Regions from separate parts of the Mus musculus genome. Here region 1 is linked to region 2. Evidence: chromatin loops called from intact Hi-C (ENCODE). Cell type or tissue: gastrocnemius. All regions are shown on one strand.

What was found. Hi-C counts contacts between places; a loop is a spot of excess contacts. Peaks named below come from ENCODE experiments on the same cell type or tissue, not always from the same donor. Only the 100,000 strongest peaks of a DNase experiment are listed, where the experiment ranks them.
Region 1: a loop joins it to region 2, with 2.7 times the contacts of the local background. A loop is called at or near these places in 12 of 42 quality-filtered maps.

The regions. Positions count from the first base shown.
Region 1 is chr2:13,523,233-13,531,232 of GRCm38, reverse strand. Trdmt1 (tRNA aspartic acid methyltransferase 1) reads left to right here. Exons shown (of 11, transcript NM_010067.4): 3 at 5,539-5,615; 4 at 7,736-7,807. Among named protein-coding and RNA genes, the nearest start is that of Trdmt1, 17 kb to the left of the region's middle. In gastrocnemius, no CTCF peak of the experiment used is centred here; DNase peaks (open chromatin) are centred at 3,286 and 3,514.
Region 2 is chr2:13,286,511-13,294,510 of GRCm38, reverse strand. Cubn (cubilin (intrinsic factor-cobalamin receptor)) reads left to right here. Exons shown (of 67, transcript NM_001081084.2): 60 at 105-313; 61 at 6,804-6,966; 62 at 7,325-7,530. All of the region lies in intron 2 of Gm13270 (a long non-coding RNA gene), which reads right to left. Among named protein-coding and RNA genes, the nearest start is that of Gm13270, 19 kb to the right of the region's middle. In gastrocnemius, a CTCF peak has its summit at 3,731 (motif pointing left); no DNase peak of the experiment used is centred here.

The DNA.
Region 1 (8,000 bases), 240 kb before region 2:
CTTTGTAGACCAGGCTGGCCTCGAAATCAGAAATCCTCCTGCCTCTGCCTCCCGAGTGCTGGGATTAAAGGAGTGCGCCACCACGCCCGGCCTGATAGTTAGAGTTTTTAATACATACTGAATTCAGACACTATAAATTCCCTGTTGGATTATCACCATACGTACATAGGTCCCTCTGCTTGGTACCAAGTGATCCTGACCTTGTGAAAAGTGTGAAATTGCATCTTCTCAGCAATTGTGCTTTCCCTGGCACTTGCTTATCGCTCCATCTTTTGATATTTTGACTGCTGTGTGCACAGACTGATTCCCAGAGACCCTGTGGGACAGCTGTGCAGATAGGTAGCCTCCTTCATCCCATGACACACTCCAGTCCCCTTATCTCCTTCCCGGAACGACTGTTTCCTCTGCACTTATGAAGTTTCCTTGGTCCTATTTGGGAGTTCCCTCCCTTCACTGCCGTCTAATTATGATTACTTAGCAGAAAGCTGTGGCGGTCATACGGTTGCACTTTAATTTTTCAGTCTCTTCCCAGCAATGGTGGTCTGCACTAACTGAAGTCTACTATAGTAGGAGGAGGAAAAGTAGCTATTACTTTTACTTGTATTTAATATAGCTTTTAAGGATTTCTGGGGTTGTCTTGTTTTGTTTTGTTTTTGTATGAAGGTTCGTCCTTAGAACTTGTACTCAAATATAGAAAGATGCAAATTTTAAATTGAGATATACTTTATATACTATATAACCTACCTTAAAGTTCCATATAGCCTACCTTTAAAACATATATTTTGTGGATTTTAGTATTTTTACAAAGTTGTCTGTGTATCAACATTTTCTGATTCCAGAATATTTCCAATGCTAAAATGTAATAGCAGACTGTTAACAGCCACTCCCCATTCCTATTCACTTCTAGCTTAACAACCATGACCTACTTTTTGTCTGTATGGATTTGACTGCTCTGGAAACTTGACATGAACAATCAGATGTGAGCTTTTTCTACCATCTTCATTTAGCATACTTTTCCCAAGGTTTGCTCACACTGCAGTGTTACTCAGGACTTGGTTTCCTTTTACCCCTAAGTATAATTTAATTACATGAACACGTCACAGTTACGTATGCTCCCTTCTCCCATCAAGCCCCCCCCCCCAAAAAAAAAAAACCAAACCCTGAGTGTCAGAGAGATTGCTCAGCAGTTAAGCCTTCACACTCTCCTTCCAGAGGATGCGACATCAGCTCTCAGGATCACAATTGCGTGTAACTCCAGCTCCAGATGTCCTGACACACCTTATGGACTCTGCAGCCTCGGCACCCATGAGCACCTACCCCCAACAAACATACATGTACAGAATTAAAAAGAAAAACAAAATATTTAAAACTATTAGTTGAAAAAACTTGGAACCTGTATAAAATGTCCGACCCTGTGATTCAGTGTGTAGAAGTGGCCGGCAGTGCTTATAACTGAAGAACACTTATCACTGAGAGCACATGTCACCCACCATGCACATTATAGGGAGGAGCCATGTCATTTTTTAAAAATACTTTTATCCTTTGAGAATCTCATATACTGTGAGTATATTCACCCCTCCCCTAATTCCTCCTGCATTGACTTCCTTCCACAGTAGCCCAGCTGTGTGTCCTAGTTAAAGAAACACCTCATCAAGTATAATTTGTGCCTCCTTTGTACTCTTGGATAGGTGGCCCCTCACTGGATCAGGGTAAATCTATCAGGAGCCACATGCTTAAAGAAAACTAACCCACCCACTCCAAGCCATTAGTTACTAGTTACCAGTAGCCACTCAGTTTGGAGTGGCTCTTGGCGCCTAGCTCCCTCCATGCTAGGGTTTTGTCTGCCCTGAGCTTTGCAAGTCCTGTGTATGCTGTTACCACTGCTGTGAGTTTATATGTGCAACTATGGTTCATATGCACAGCTGCCCTGTTGTGTCTAGAAACATTGCTTCATTGTAGTCATCCATTGCCTGGCTCTCTCAACCTTTCTGCCACCTCCACTAAAGGAATCCATGGCCCCTGGGGGAGGGAGGGAGACGGAGACAGATATATGCAGGTTTCCAATTTAAGGCTGAGCACAGCACAGCACAGCACAGCACAGCACCGCACAGCACAGTCTCATTCTCTGCCCCATGACTGGTTATGGGTCTCTGTTAATCTCTGTCTACTGCAAAAAGCAGCTTCTCTGATGAGGCTCGAGAGACGCACTACTATGGGTAAACAACGCACCAAGAGTCAGTTAAGCAGAGTACTAGGTTCTCACCTAAGGCCAATGACCTCTCTCTAGCTACAAAACTGTGGCCTTGATTATAGTGCCAAGTGTGATAATAACTGCATTTCAGAAGCATCATGGCCAGTCAGTATAGCCTCCTCGTCGTGAAGGTATCAGTATGAATATGTTCACAGAAAGAATACCCAAACTACATAATTCTGGATTAATCCAGCTCCAAACTTAGGTATGTTTAGGTTCCAAAATTTCTGTAAAATAGCAAGTGGCATCCCTGAGTATTTTATTAAAATTTTTATTAAAATTTTAATTTAATGTAAATATTTTAAAGCACATCTAACCAGATACAACCCAAATCAACTAATTCTCGATATAGTATCCACTGACTGTTTTAGTTCCAACAATTCGGTATTCTTCTGCTCTACTCTTGAAGAGAAACGGTGAGGAACTCTGTGTGTTTGGGACGGTTGAGATCCCAGATGTGCACCAGGAGATGGCTGAGGACTCAAACTTTAATTATGTTCCTTGCTAGTTGTAATAGCTAATGGTAACCATGAAATTATTGGACACAGGGAAATGGCCGGGGAAGGCACCTCCAGCTCACTTAAACAAGGGTCAGTTTGTTAATGTGTGTGTTTGTAAGGACCATGGAAGAGTATCTTTTATATCTATTTATGGCATGTGATTTTTATATATTCACATATGATGCAGCAAAATGGTTAAACTGAGCAGACTGGCATATTCCTCCCCTACATTCCTACTTTGTGTGAGCCTGCTGGGCAGTTTCAGGTACAGTGTCCATCACCATGCTGTGTAATAGATTGCCTGGACTCACTCCTGGGCCTTACCTGAAGCTGGGTACTCTTCAACTACTGTTTTCAACCAGTTCATTCTGCCTCTATGAGTCTGACCTTTTCAGTTAACGTATACAGGTTAGGTCAGAAAGTATCAGCCAGGTTCTAAGGAGACCCTGAACGGATTTACCTTGAGTCAGGTGGAGGCTGTTTCCCTGCTTAGGGAGCAGTGGCGTGAGGCCAGGGTGAGTGGGAGGCCCAGGACTGGAAGTGTGCTATATACTGAGATATTGTGGGGAGGATTGTCCTTCAGTCTCTTCCCTCGGCTCTAGCAGGCAGTAGCAGGTGACTTCTGATAGGCAAAATTTCTGGATGGAGAAATGGGTTCATTTAGAATGAATGGACACTCTGAGACCGGGAAGATAGCTGTGCTAAGAGCATGATTGTCCAAGGCAGCAAGACCTTGACTGCAGCTCCCTTCAGACACGTTGATACAATTCTGGCTGTGTACCAGGGTGGCCTTGAAAAAGGCAGCTTTTCCCAGAAAGCCTGCCAGAGAAGTCTGTTATCATCTGCGGTTGAGCTGAAACATCACATATAGGTGGAACTCCTTAGTCAAAAAGCTATAGATAAAATCAGAGTACTCAGTTCATTTATCTAGCTAACAAGAGGAAAATCACTAGTGACTAGTGTATAGATTTCACAAGCAGACACTTCACTGAGCTTGTTCATTGTTGAATACGACAATGACTGCCATGTAAATGGTACAATTGCTGAATGAAGGAACATATTGTACTTATAAAGTGAACAGATGATGAAGGAAAATGTGGATAAAGGATGAAAGGGACTCAGCTGACACTGATAAATGACTTCAGACAAGAGATTAGCATGCCACCTGGTATAGTCCTCAGGGGACATCAAATTGCTGTAGATATAGTGTATAAAATACTTTCACAGGGAAGGATGGGATAGAAGTAGCCAGCTGGAAGTTTCCATTGTTTGTCAGTTCTATGCTACAAGATAGGAAAACCATTGTCTTGTAAGTACAGGCTTCATAGCTATAAATAAAACGTGAGCAAATTGATCAGAAGCATATCTGAAGGATGCTTGTAATGTGACTAAAGTGGCCTTCCTTTCAGAAATGCACTAGTATTACAAGTAAAGATTTTATTGCTATTATTTAATGAACCTGTTTTGGAAAGAGGAACACTACATCTGAAAGCATTCATAAAATTTGGTGTCTTTTTCTGAACACATTTCATTATCATTGCAGCAGGATCCATCTGTCCTTTTAAAGATTTATTTATTATTTATATGAGTACATTGCAGCTGTCTTCAGACACACACCAGAAGAGGGCATCGGATCCCATTAGAGATGACTGTGAGCCACCATGTGGTTGCTGGGAATTGAATTCAGGACCTCTGGAAGAGCAGTCAGTGCTGTTAACTGTTGAGCCATCTCTACAGCCCCCTCTGCCCCCACCCCCCTTTTTTTTTTTTTTTTTTTTTTTTTTTTTTTTTTTTTTGGTTTTTCAAGACAGGGTTTCTCTGTGTAGCCCTGGCTGTGCTGAAACTCACTCTGTAGACCAGGCTGCTCTCGAACTCAGAAATCTGCCTGCCTCTGCCTCCTGAGTGCTGGGATTAAAGGCGTGTGCCACCACTGCCTGACTTTTTCTGAACATTTTAATCTCTTGTAATAAAATTAGAAAAAATGAGTACTTCCTCAAGATCCATGTTATTTTCTGCCCTTGTGTATGTCACTAACTTAACAGAGACAGCTGACTCATTCCCAGGTCAACTCACTCTTCAGAAATTTCCTGCTTTACCAATTTACACAAACTTGTTAGAGATTTGTCATAAAAATTATAGAGGTTGCTATGCTGGTCTATTCTTTCTACATTTCTGGCCAAGACTGCTTAAGGAGTATTGGCAAATCCCTGACATGTGTTCTCATTGTTTATCTTCTGATCTGTGTACACATATATGCGTTTTATATGCATGTGTAAAAGGAACAAGTTAGGTGTTATTTTAATTACTCCTGTGTATAATCATTTGAAGTTCCTTGTGCTAAGGACAAAACAATAAACTACTTGCTGGTATCTGAACATGAGGCCTTTTGATTTGCTAGTAAATCAGCAGAGAGCACTAGACAAGAGTGCAGCTACTCATCACTACACACTCACTGAACAGAGAAGCATATTAATAGATGGGCACTTAAAGATCCCCAGACCTTTCCCAATATAGTTGATTACAAAATAAGTTCTACATGGTCGAGTCCAAAAACGACAGCATTACACCTGAGTCTTCACAGAGGAATTAGTGCTGTGGACGAAGTCACTGTGCCTCCGCACAGCCGCACAGCTTCTTCACAAAGTTGCTTTGGACGGAGGCTAGTGTAACTGAAGCTGCGTTGTAAAGCTGTGCTGTGGTATGGAAACTGTGATCTCTGATGGCTTTAGTTCTGTCTAGTCTTCTCTTCATTCTGTCTGTTTTTTCTTTCAAATGTTTCTTTCTTAGGGTATTTCACTGGAAGACTTTGACAAGCTATCTTTCAATATGATTTTAATGAGCCCTCCATGCCAGCCATTCACAAGGTATGTGTAATAAGTGTTTTTCTCTTTGGGAAGAGTATATGGGCTGAAAATACAGCTAAGTAAATTCTTGCCCAGCATGCGTTGAGGCCCTGGGTTTAAATTATGACACATATCTCACCCTCACCAAAAGGGAGATAAAAAGAGGAAAGAAAGGAGAAGGGAAAATCAAAGAACTTTAAAAGCTTAAGCTGCACTTTTTGTTTTTACAATTTTTTTATTAGATATTTTCTTCATTTACATTTCAAATGCTATCCCCAAAGCTCCCTATCCCCTCCCCCCACCCTGCTCCCCAACCCACCTACTCCTGCTTCCTGGCCCTGGCATTCCCTTGTACTGGGGCATAGAATCTTCCCAAGACCAAGGGCCTCTTCTCCCATTGATGGTTGACTAGGCCATCTTCTGCACTTTCAAAGCTTTAAAATGCTCTGTAAATATATCCCTTCATTTTAGATATTGATAATTCATCATCGAGCATAGGAATCCGCAGTTACAGTCAGAATAGCAAAATAATTTGATCAACAGTAAATACGTAATGCTATGTTATAGGTATATCTAAGGTACATTTATTTTCTTTCAGATTATGTTACTCACTTTAAATTTTTCACCTCTTGAATTCATAGCTAATTCTGATCAGTGAAACAGAATTCCCTTAAGAAATATTTTATATGTAAGTAATTTGTGAAAAATTTTAGCATACATTTACAATTTGTGTATTTCTCAAAATTAATATTATAATTCAGATTTTTCATAGTCACATTATAATTTCTCATTTCAAATTTAATATTTTTAACAAGAACTGTGTCTTAAATTAAACCTAGATCATTTTCACTATTTAATAGTATAAATTATTTTAAGAGGCTATAGTAATAGGGTCTTATTGTTATTATTATTTTGAAAGTGAGAAACTGAGGCATAGATAGGTTAACTTTCTCATGACTGTACAGTTAAACAATGTCAGAGCCATTATTTATTAATCATTTATATACTTTGTATTAATATGACTAACTGGAGTGTTATATGATAAATATTTTGATTCAAGAAAATATTCTTGTGTTACTTTTTAACATCTTTGAACTTCAGGAAGCTTATCTTTTTGAGGGTTTATTGTGCTTGTATGCCATGCAATGTGTTTGATGCTGTCATTGCTAATGTTCAGAGTTTACAGTTGAAAGGGATGACTCATAAATTAGTATTATATAAATTGTGACATTTGGTACTGTAAGAACTCTGGGAGTACCATGAGAACATAGAGGATAAAATGGCGTGCATCATGCCCAGAAAGGGAAGTTCTTCCAGAGGCATGATTAGAGCTGTGTCTGAACAGAGAGTAGGAGTTTTATCAGCGATGACAGATGGCATTCCATATGAGGGTGGGTTTGAGCATATGGGAGGGTGTGGCCTAGTGTGTATAAAATAGAATGCAGCCCGAGTATATATACTGTTTCAGTGGGCTCAGCATCTTCACTGTAAGCCTAGTTCCAGCTGTTGATGTGATGCCAGGCACTAACTGACTGGAGTTGTTATCTGAACTCTGAGTGGAAAGGGACAGAATATAAAAACTGATTTCTGAGGAATCAGTTTAAATCCAGTTTACTCCCCAGCTAATAAGCCTCAGACTCACTGGTAGATTTCGCCTTGGTGTCAGATATGGGGAAAGTGACAGCAGTGTTACCTAGCTTAGGAGCATGAAGCTACTAAGCATTAAGTTTAAAAACCTGATCCTCTGTTCCTGTTGTTCAGACCCAATCTAAGGGTTCCTTCCTACTTGAACCTTGACCACACTGTGAACCTTTGTACGACTTGTTTGCTAGCCCAGTGCCTCCTGTTTACATGTGCTGGCCCTAGCTGCAATTCCTGCTTGTAAAGTAAAACCCTGAGATCAAGGGTCTGTTTACACCCGACAGGATTATCTGGGCATTTCCCATTGCTTAGTGTGCTTGCATGGTGCTTATCACCGTTGTCATCTGCTCCAGATTGCTGCCCACCCAATCAGCTACTTTCCTGTCTTTTCTTTCTTATGGTGACGATCAACTAATTTAAATTCTCTTAACTGGCTAAGTCTTTTTGATATCATTACATACAATTTTTTATAAACTCTTGTGATTTCTTTGCTTTTTTAGAATTGGCCTACAGGGGGATATGACCGATCCAAGGACAACTAGCTTCTTGTATATTCTAGATATTCTCCCAAGGTAAACAGTAGATTCTTGTACACTTACCTTAGGTTTGCAGTTGAGGGTATGAAGAATGTAGTGTTTGTCATTTTGTAGACATTAGTGGTTATCACATGCACCTTTTTTTTTTTTTTACCACAACTAATAAAAATAACATGAAATGTTTCGCAGTTTCATGCTTGCCTCCATAGTGAGTGACAGAACTGTCAGT
Region 2 (8,000 bases):
CAAGTCTGTGGGAGAAAATGGAACCTCTCCTCTTTAAAATCCTTCCACAGTAATGTGAAGGTCGTTTTGTTCTTCTGCACAATGATGTATCTTTCGTTTGACAGGACCACAGCAAGGGTGTGGTGGGTACCTGACTGAGGACAGCAAGAGCTTTGTGTCTCCTGATCATGACTCAGATGGACTTTATGACAAAGGTCTAAACTGCATATGGTACATAATTGCCCCTGAAAACAAACTTGTTAAGCTCACCTTCAATGCATTTACTCTGGAGGAACCATCGTCGCCAGGAAAATGCACCTTTGATTACGTGCAGGTAAGACTGCTACACCTTAACAGTCTACTCTAACGAATGGGATTTTAGCTTACTATCTACAAGCCTTGAAAATGAGAACACTATTGCTTACAGTGGCTTCAATATATATTGTAGTTGCTAGCCTCCTGTTCAAGTTCATCTCTGATATCATCATTCAAACATCTCAAGTGACTTCTAACATTAGCTTCAAGATTCAGTTCTGTCTTGCTAAGTGCCTTGTTATGAAGCGATCCATGGGAAGATTAGTCGGACAGAGTGAGGTTGTCAGAGGACTTTCACAATTCCTAATGTAAATGGTATCTGAAGTGCAAAAATACACTGTAATTGGTCTGTCCCTTTTATTTACGTAGATAGCATCCAAAGCTTCCTAAAAATTCCAAAGAAACATTTTTTTAAGACAGTGTGAAGCTAGACGGCCAAACTCCCATCGACGTCTAGGAAGGGTGCCAAGGACAGGATGCACCGGGAGGACCAAAGATGAAGGGACGAAAATGGATGACTGAGAAAAGCTTGTGACATCCAGGAACAGTGTGGTGCATGGAAGTCAGGGGAAGATGCCTTTCCAAATGATGTGTGGGTAGCCAGTGGTGTTAAGCTGTAGGTCACAGACAAAGAAAAGCTGAGATGAAGAAAGCCATTCCATTGGGTGACAACCATCTTAATAAGACATGGGGCTAGAAGCCAGCCATTGTGAGGGAGTTCATGAGGGGCTAGAGGTGACAAAATGTGGGACAAAAGTGTTAATTCAAGTTCAGTCCTTCTCTAAAATGAGACCAAGTAGCCAGAACTACTTAAGAGGTTATTTAAAACCAGCTTCTCTGGGTTCCTGAAAAGTAGTAAGATTTGAAGGCAGATAGTAAGTAGTCCCACAGCCAGAAAGCACAGAGGGATCAGTTCTGACACTCAGCTCATATTTTCCTTTTTATTCAGTCTAGAGTCCCAAATCATGAATTGGTACTGCCCACATTTAGGGTGGGTTCTTTCAAATTCAGTTAACCCAATCTCGGCACTTTCTCACAGGCATGCCCAGAAGTTGGTCCCTTGGTGATTCTAGATCATGTTGAGGTGATATCAGTATTTACTACCCCCCTTTTAAATTGTTAAATGTTGTGGTAAAATGACATTCTATAGAAGCTAATGACACAGCTCTATAAGTAGTGTGTAAGACAGATTATACCAGTTCCATTGCTGAGTTATGCCTACTCCCTTCACTGCTGTCTTTGAGAGTGTTTACTAGGGGACCAAGGGGGGACATCTGCTGTAGATTAATGAACTGTGGCTGATCAATGACTGTTGAAACCATCGTCACATCTGTCCTATGGAGTTGTTTGGTAGCCATGGTACATAATATGGGAGATGTGGCAGTGAACGTTCCCCAAGGAGATGTAATTCATTGGGATTGGGGGGGGGGGGAGACTGGCCTGTAAACAGATACATTATACAACATGAAAACAGAAGTTAGATACCCTTGACGTAGAAAAGGAGATCAGAACAGAGTATGTCGGGCTTCTTAGATGTGAGCATGCCATGGCACTTAACAGCATCATGAAAGCTCACACATATTGTTGCCTCCATAAAATGGAGAACAGTATCAACAAGGCATATCCACAAGAAAGACATGACCAAAAATAAGGGGAAAGGACAGTGCTGTGTACTACCTAATCTCCAACTCTTGGTTAGTTCAGTCATCCTTGTGTTGAGCAACAGTAAGGTGGTTGAGGGCATCAAAAGTGTGGTCCTCCTGCTTCCTCTACCTGGAAACATGACACTGGTGGAAGTTTCCCAAGGTTTCTTCCTCAACTTGGTGCTCTTGGTTTTGGCAGATATATTTTAAAGTTTCCAGTCCCATCTGAAGAGAAAATTCCCTGTACTTACTATCCTATGGGATTCAGAAATGTGACTTCTAAACACTAAATGCTTCAAATTATTGTTGTAAGGCCAATTATAAACTCCTGAACATCAAACTTGCATAAAAACATTCCCTAGAGCTTTCTGGGAGCCCTTGTAATAACTCACTGGGCTTAACCCTTCTGCATATTATCAGGCACTGGGGAAGGGTGTGTGCCTCTTTAGGGACAACATCAGCAGACCCTAGGTGCATTGGTTAGGAGATAGCACTGCCACTAAGCATTCATGTACTTAGTTATTCATTAAATAAGTGTGAATTTCAGTCTACCTCATTATAGATATTAGCTCAAACATTTAAAAATGCATAAAGAGTAAATAATTATTACTGTGATACTTTGAATCTTACATGACCCACCAAAGCACAGCCGTTAAGAAGACATGGTTGGTAGCATGGGAGTCAGTTAGGAAGGTAGGTTACTGAGGACACTGCCGTTTGAAAGATACCTGAGTCCCAACCACTCTTTTCTATCTGCATCAGTGCTTCTGTGAAGTATATAACCCCCACCCCCTGTGTGTCCTTCTGTCATGACCTTAACACAGTCCTAGAACAACAAAGCTCTATAACTGTGTTGCTATAGAGATTAGTCGTGCAAAGACTGAGTCCTAGAGACAAAGTATATCTTGAGTTGACTATTATAGGCATTTTGTCACAGTGACACCAAGAAACAAGGCTTCTAGAAGGCAAGGTGTGCCTGAGTTAGTGTTCAGACACTAACTCACCACAGACATGCAGTCCCTGCTCCAGTGTTGTTCAGGGTCTACCCACAGCAAGAGATTTGGTGTTGGCAAGGAACAGAACAGAGAAATAATTTCAGGTTTGATCATACAGGAGGCTAGTAGTCATGCAGTTTGTAACTATATATTCCAATCAGTTACGCTAACTCTTACTTTAATGTGGTTGGATGAATATAGTACCAGCACAGGGCCACCTTCTACCCAGCCCTAGCTTGTCCTTGTCCTGCCCCTCACATCTACCAGTCTCTAACTGACGTTGGTCTTGTAAAGTAAGACCCAGGCTCCTCGGCATGAACTGGGTGGTCTTCCCCGACTCTCTCTCTCTTTTATAGTATGAATCTCCTTGATATTATTTGACAGAATTACCTTTTCTTTTCTTTGGTTTCTTTTTTATATTTTTCCATGCATATTTGTAGATATATCTGTAAACAGCAACACACACACAGACACACACACACACACACACACGCACATGCGCGCACATACGTTTATATTTAGCTCTTTCTTCTCACTATTTTATGAGCACCTTGAAGGTACATAAATGCTCTTATGTCTCTCCATATACACACTACCCAACACAAGCCAGGTACATGATACAAGTGAAAGCTTGTATAGACCACAGTGGTTGTAATGAAACCTCACTTAGCAGAAAAAGTATGTTGTCTTTAACTTGGCAACTCTTCTCTATAAAGTGAGGGTGTTTGACTACAGAACTTCACTTTTCTGTGCTCCTCGTGAATTCATATAGAAGAGACAGCACCATCTAGTGGTCAGTTTTGTTTCATTTTTTAATTTTGAAATTTATCATGTTCATTTTATAACATCAGTGGCCACACTACTCTGAGATTTCTGATCTAATGTGGTTCTGTTATGAACTCATATTCAGGGCTACAGAAACACAGAAAATCATTATTAAAGTACAATAAAAATTAACAACATAGACATAAAAATGAAAACATACTATATTAATTTATTTATTTATTTATTTATTTTTTAGTAAAGTGTTTGAGGGATATACAAATCCTCACTATTTCTTTGGGTGTTTGTAAAAATCTGTGAAAGCCATCAGTAGTTCTGGATGCTAGAGACACTTCTGAGCATAACTCCGTTTCTCTTCCTGTGAAACTCACACTTGTGCAGAGGGGGCGCCCAATCAAAGTAAATAAGCATTACATTGATTGAGTTTCATCACAGTAAAATAAAACAAGATGGTATTGGAGGAGGGCCCCACTGTGTGGGATTAGACTCTCAGGGGAGGTGACATTTGAGTAAAAGGTCTATGACTAGGGATTATCAGTCCTTCAAGAAAGACTATGTCTCCAAGGGAGGAGACTGTCAGAGGCAGCAAGCACTGGGAAGGGAGAGAAGCAACAGCATTGACCAGGGCTTGCAAGTTCTGCATTGGGTACAAGGTATAGTTTTGTAGGAAGAATAGACACATACTCTAGGTCATCAAACACCTGGGCACTACGGTGCAGAACTCTGTGAGTGCTCTGTGCAATTGATCTGTGAGCCATGTTCTGAAGAAACTGTGTCACATGGCATTGATACAATATATTTCGAAAGTGGAACAAAGTGGGGATGCTTATCATGGGAATGGGAGAGTTGAGTATGACTGGAATTTAGACTTGAGCTGTTTATTGAGATAGAGTAGACTCAGGGAGAATATTTTAGGGAAGGGTGATGCTGTGGTGTGTACATATCACTCAAGTACCTGTGGTAGAAATGTAAACCTTATATCCATATGCTAAAGGTATGGGGGGCTTTGAGGTATAACTGGGGTTAGATGAAGTCATGAGAGTGGGGTTCCTATCATGGGGTGAATAGTATCACCCCAGGAGAGGAAGAGATTGCCGAGCTGGCATGCTCCTGATGATCTTCTTAGGATGCTCATATGTTAGAAGGCAAGAAGGCCCTCATCAAAGTCTGCCCCTTGAATTCTGAATGTTCCTCAATCCTCAGAAATATCACAATTAACTTACTTGTGTATAAATGACATGGTCTATGGTACTCTGGTACAGCAACATAAAACAAACCAAGGCATGTGGGTCATAGGGAAGGGTCAAAGCACTTACCAAGAAGCGAGTAAGCATGGTTTATGCATTACACACTCTTAAGGTCTGGGGCGATATGGCGGAACAGAATAAAATTCTGTGCTTCTGTGGAATGTTGTATTCATTTTAGAAGGAAAGGCAATAGAATTGGCAAGTTAAATGTGTAACATGTTGACAGTAATACTTGTCCTGAGGAAAGGAGTCAGGGGATGTGGGCAGTGTTCACTTTAGGGAAGGCATTGCTGGTGGATGATAGAGGAAGAGAGACCTCAACAGACTCCATGAATACCAGCAAGGGTGGTCTGGGCAAAGGAAGGCAGATGCAATAGCTGGGAAGCTAGACTGAGCTGGGGATGTTCAAGAATCTCAATCAAGCAGAGCAGACCCCTGAGGTCTGTGTGGGAGGAAAAGCCATTCCATTAGGTCTGGATCACTGTTGTAATGGATGTAGCCTTTGTGTTAAGAGGGTAGGAAGCAGTTAGGCAGCTCCTGGTCTGACTTTATCTTTTTTTTTTTTTTTCCATTTTTTATTAGGTATTTAACTCATTTACATTTCCAATGCTATACCAAAAGTCCCCCATATCCACCCACCCCCACTCCCCTGCCCACCCACTCCCCCTTTTTGGCCCTGGAATTCCCCTGTACTGGGGCATATAAAGTTTGCAAGTCCAATGGGCCTCTCTTTCCAGTGATGGCCGACTAGGCCATCTTCTGATACATATGCAGCTAGAGTCAAGAGCTCCGGGGTACTGGTTAGCTCATAATGTTGTTCCACCTATAGGGTTGCAGATCCCTTTAGCTCCTTGGCTACTTTCTCTAGCTCCTCCATTGGGAGCCCTATGATCCATCCATTAGCTGACTGTGAGCATCCACTTCTGTGTTTGCTGGGCCCCGGCATAGTCTCACAAGAGACAGCTACATCTGCGTCCTTTCAATAAAATCTTGCTAGTGTATGCAATGGTGTCAGCGTTTGGATGCTGATTATGGGGTGGATCCCTGGCTATGGCAGTCTCTACATGGTCCATCCTTTCATCTCAGCTCCAAACTCCGTCTCTGTAACTCCTTCCATGGGTGTTTTGTTCCCAAATCTAAGGAGGGGCATAGTGTCCACACTTCAGTCTTCATTCTCCTTGAGTTTCATGTGTTTAGCAAATTATATCTTATATCTTGGGTATCCTAGGTTTGGGGCTAATATCCACTTATCAGTGAATACATATTGTGTGAGTTTCTTTGTGAATGTGTTACCTCACTCAGGATGATGCCCTCCAGGTCCATCCATTTGGCTAGGAATTTCATAAATTCATTCTTTTTAATAGCTGAGTAGTACTCCATTGTGTAGATGTACCACATTTTCTGTATCCATTCCTCTGTTGCTGACTTTATCTTAATAGCAACCTGTTAGAGGTGGGAAGGTTGGTTCTAGCCAGGAAGCTTTAAAAAAAAAAAAACCAAAACAACAACAACAACAAAAAAAAACCGTGGTGATAATTCAGGCAGCAGAGAGAATAGCAATGGGTTTAATGACTTTGAGGCCAGGGGGCTTTTGTTGTTGTTGTTGTTTATTTCAATTATATATTACTTTTCCTAACAGAAAAATATATGATGGGCATCACTGAAAGTCATTATAGCATTATCAATATAAATTAAGACTGCCTATAAGAACACCCACATATAGATCCGTAATCCATGGTCTGTCTATCACCATAGATATATGGTGAACTCATAGGTAAGTTAGTGCAAAATAGCAATTCCCTTATTAATAATTAACTACTATAAACTACTTTTTCTTCCAGATAGCAGATGGTGCAAGCATAAACTCATATTTAGGCGGAAGATTTTGTGGTTCCAGTAGGCCTGCCCCTTTTATTTCTTCTGGCAACTTTCTTACAGTTCAATTTGTCTCTGACATAAGTATTCAAATGAGAGGATTTAATGCAACATATACCTTTGTGGACAGTAAGTATTCTGACAGATTATGAAATACATATGTCCTTATGCACAGACAAGAATGCATGCATATTACATGTAAATTAATTACAGTTTTAGCGGATTATTAAACACAAGAGCTAGATTGCCTGCCCTCAGTTTCCCTTTCTTTGACAACGTCTCACTAAGTTGCCAGGCTGGCCTTGAATTTTATCCTTCAGCCTCAAGCTTGCATGAAGGTAGGATTGCAGCCCTGTGTCACCACGACATTTACTAAATCCTTAAAAGAATATTAACATGTTTCCTAGGCCAGAGAAAGATGTTAAAGACAGTATGTATAATTAGAGATGATTAAAACATCTACATTATTTTCTTTCTCCCTCTTCAGTGCCTTGTGGGGGAACATATAATGCAACTTCGATGCCTCAAAACACATCATCACCTCAGTTGTCAAACATCAGACGGCCATTTTCCACCTGTACTTGGGTCATTGAAGCTCCCCCACACCAGCAGGTCCAGATAACTGTGTGGAAACTGCAGCTGCCCTCACAAGACTGCTCAAGGAGCTCCTTAGAACTTCAGGATTCAGAACAGGTAAAGATGCCAGGATGGTGGCCGTCGTATTTGCAGACACTGCAAGTAATGAAGCCATGCCTAAATAAAGTCCTGTTACTTCTAGAATTGTTTTTTCAGTAGGAGACAAAACCTCCCTTGCTGACATACTAACCCATTTAAATGTAGTCCTGTCGCAAGATGCTTTCAAACAGTCCTATAGCTAAGAATCATCTGGGGGTCTTGTTAAAAATGCACATTCCTGAAAATGTCAAACTTTGTGGAGCTCTTTCATTTACTATTGTGCATTTAATGGGTATGTAATGTGTCACAATGGACACATGCCATATGAGCATAGAGATATTGATAGGAGAACAACCATCTGTCTCCCAGCATGAATAGAATATATGTAGTAGCCCCAACTTTATGTAGACTGTCTGAATGTGATAAAACTTTGAAATTAATTGGTTTAACAACTTTATTTGGGACTTCCACAAACTCACACTGCAAAG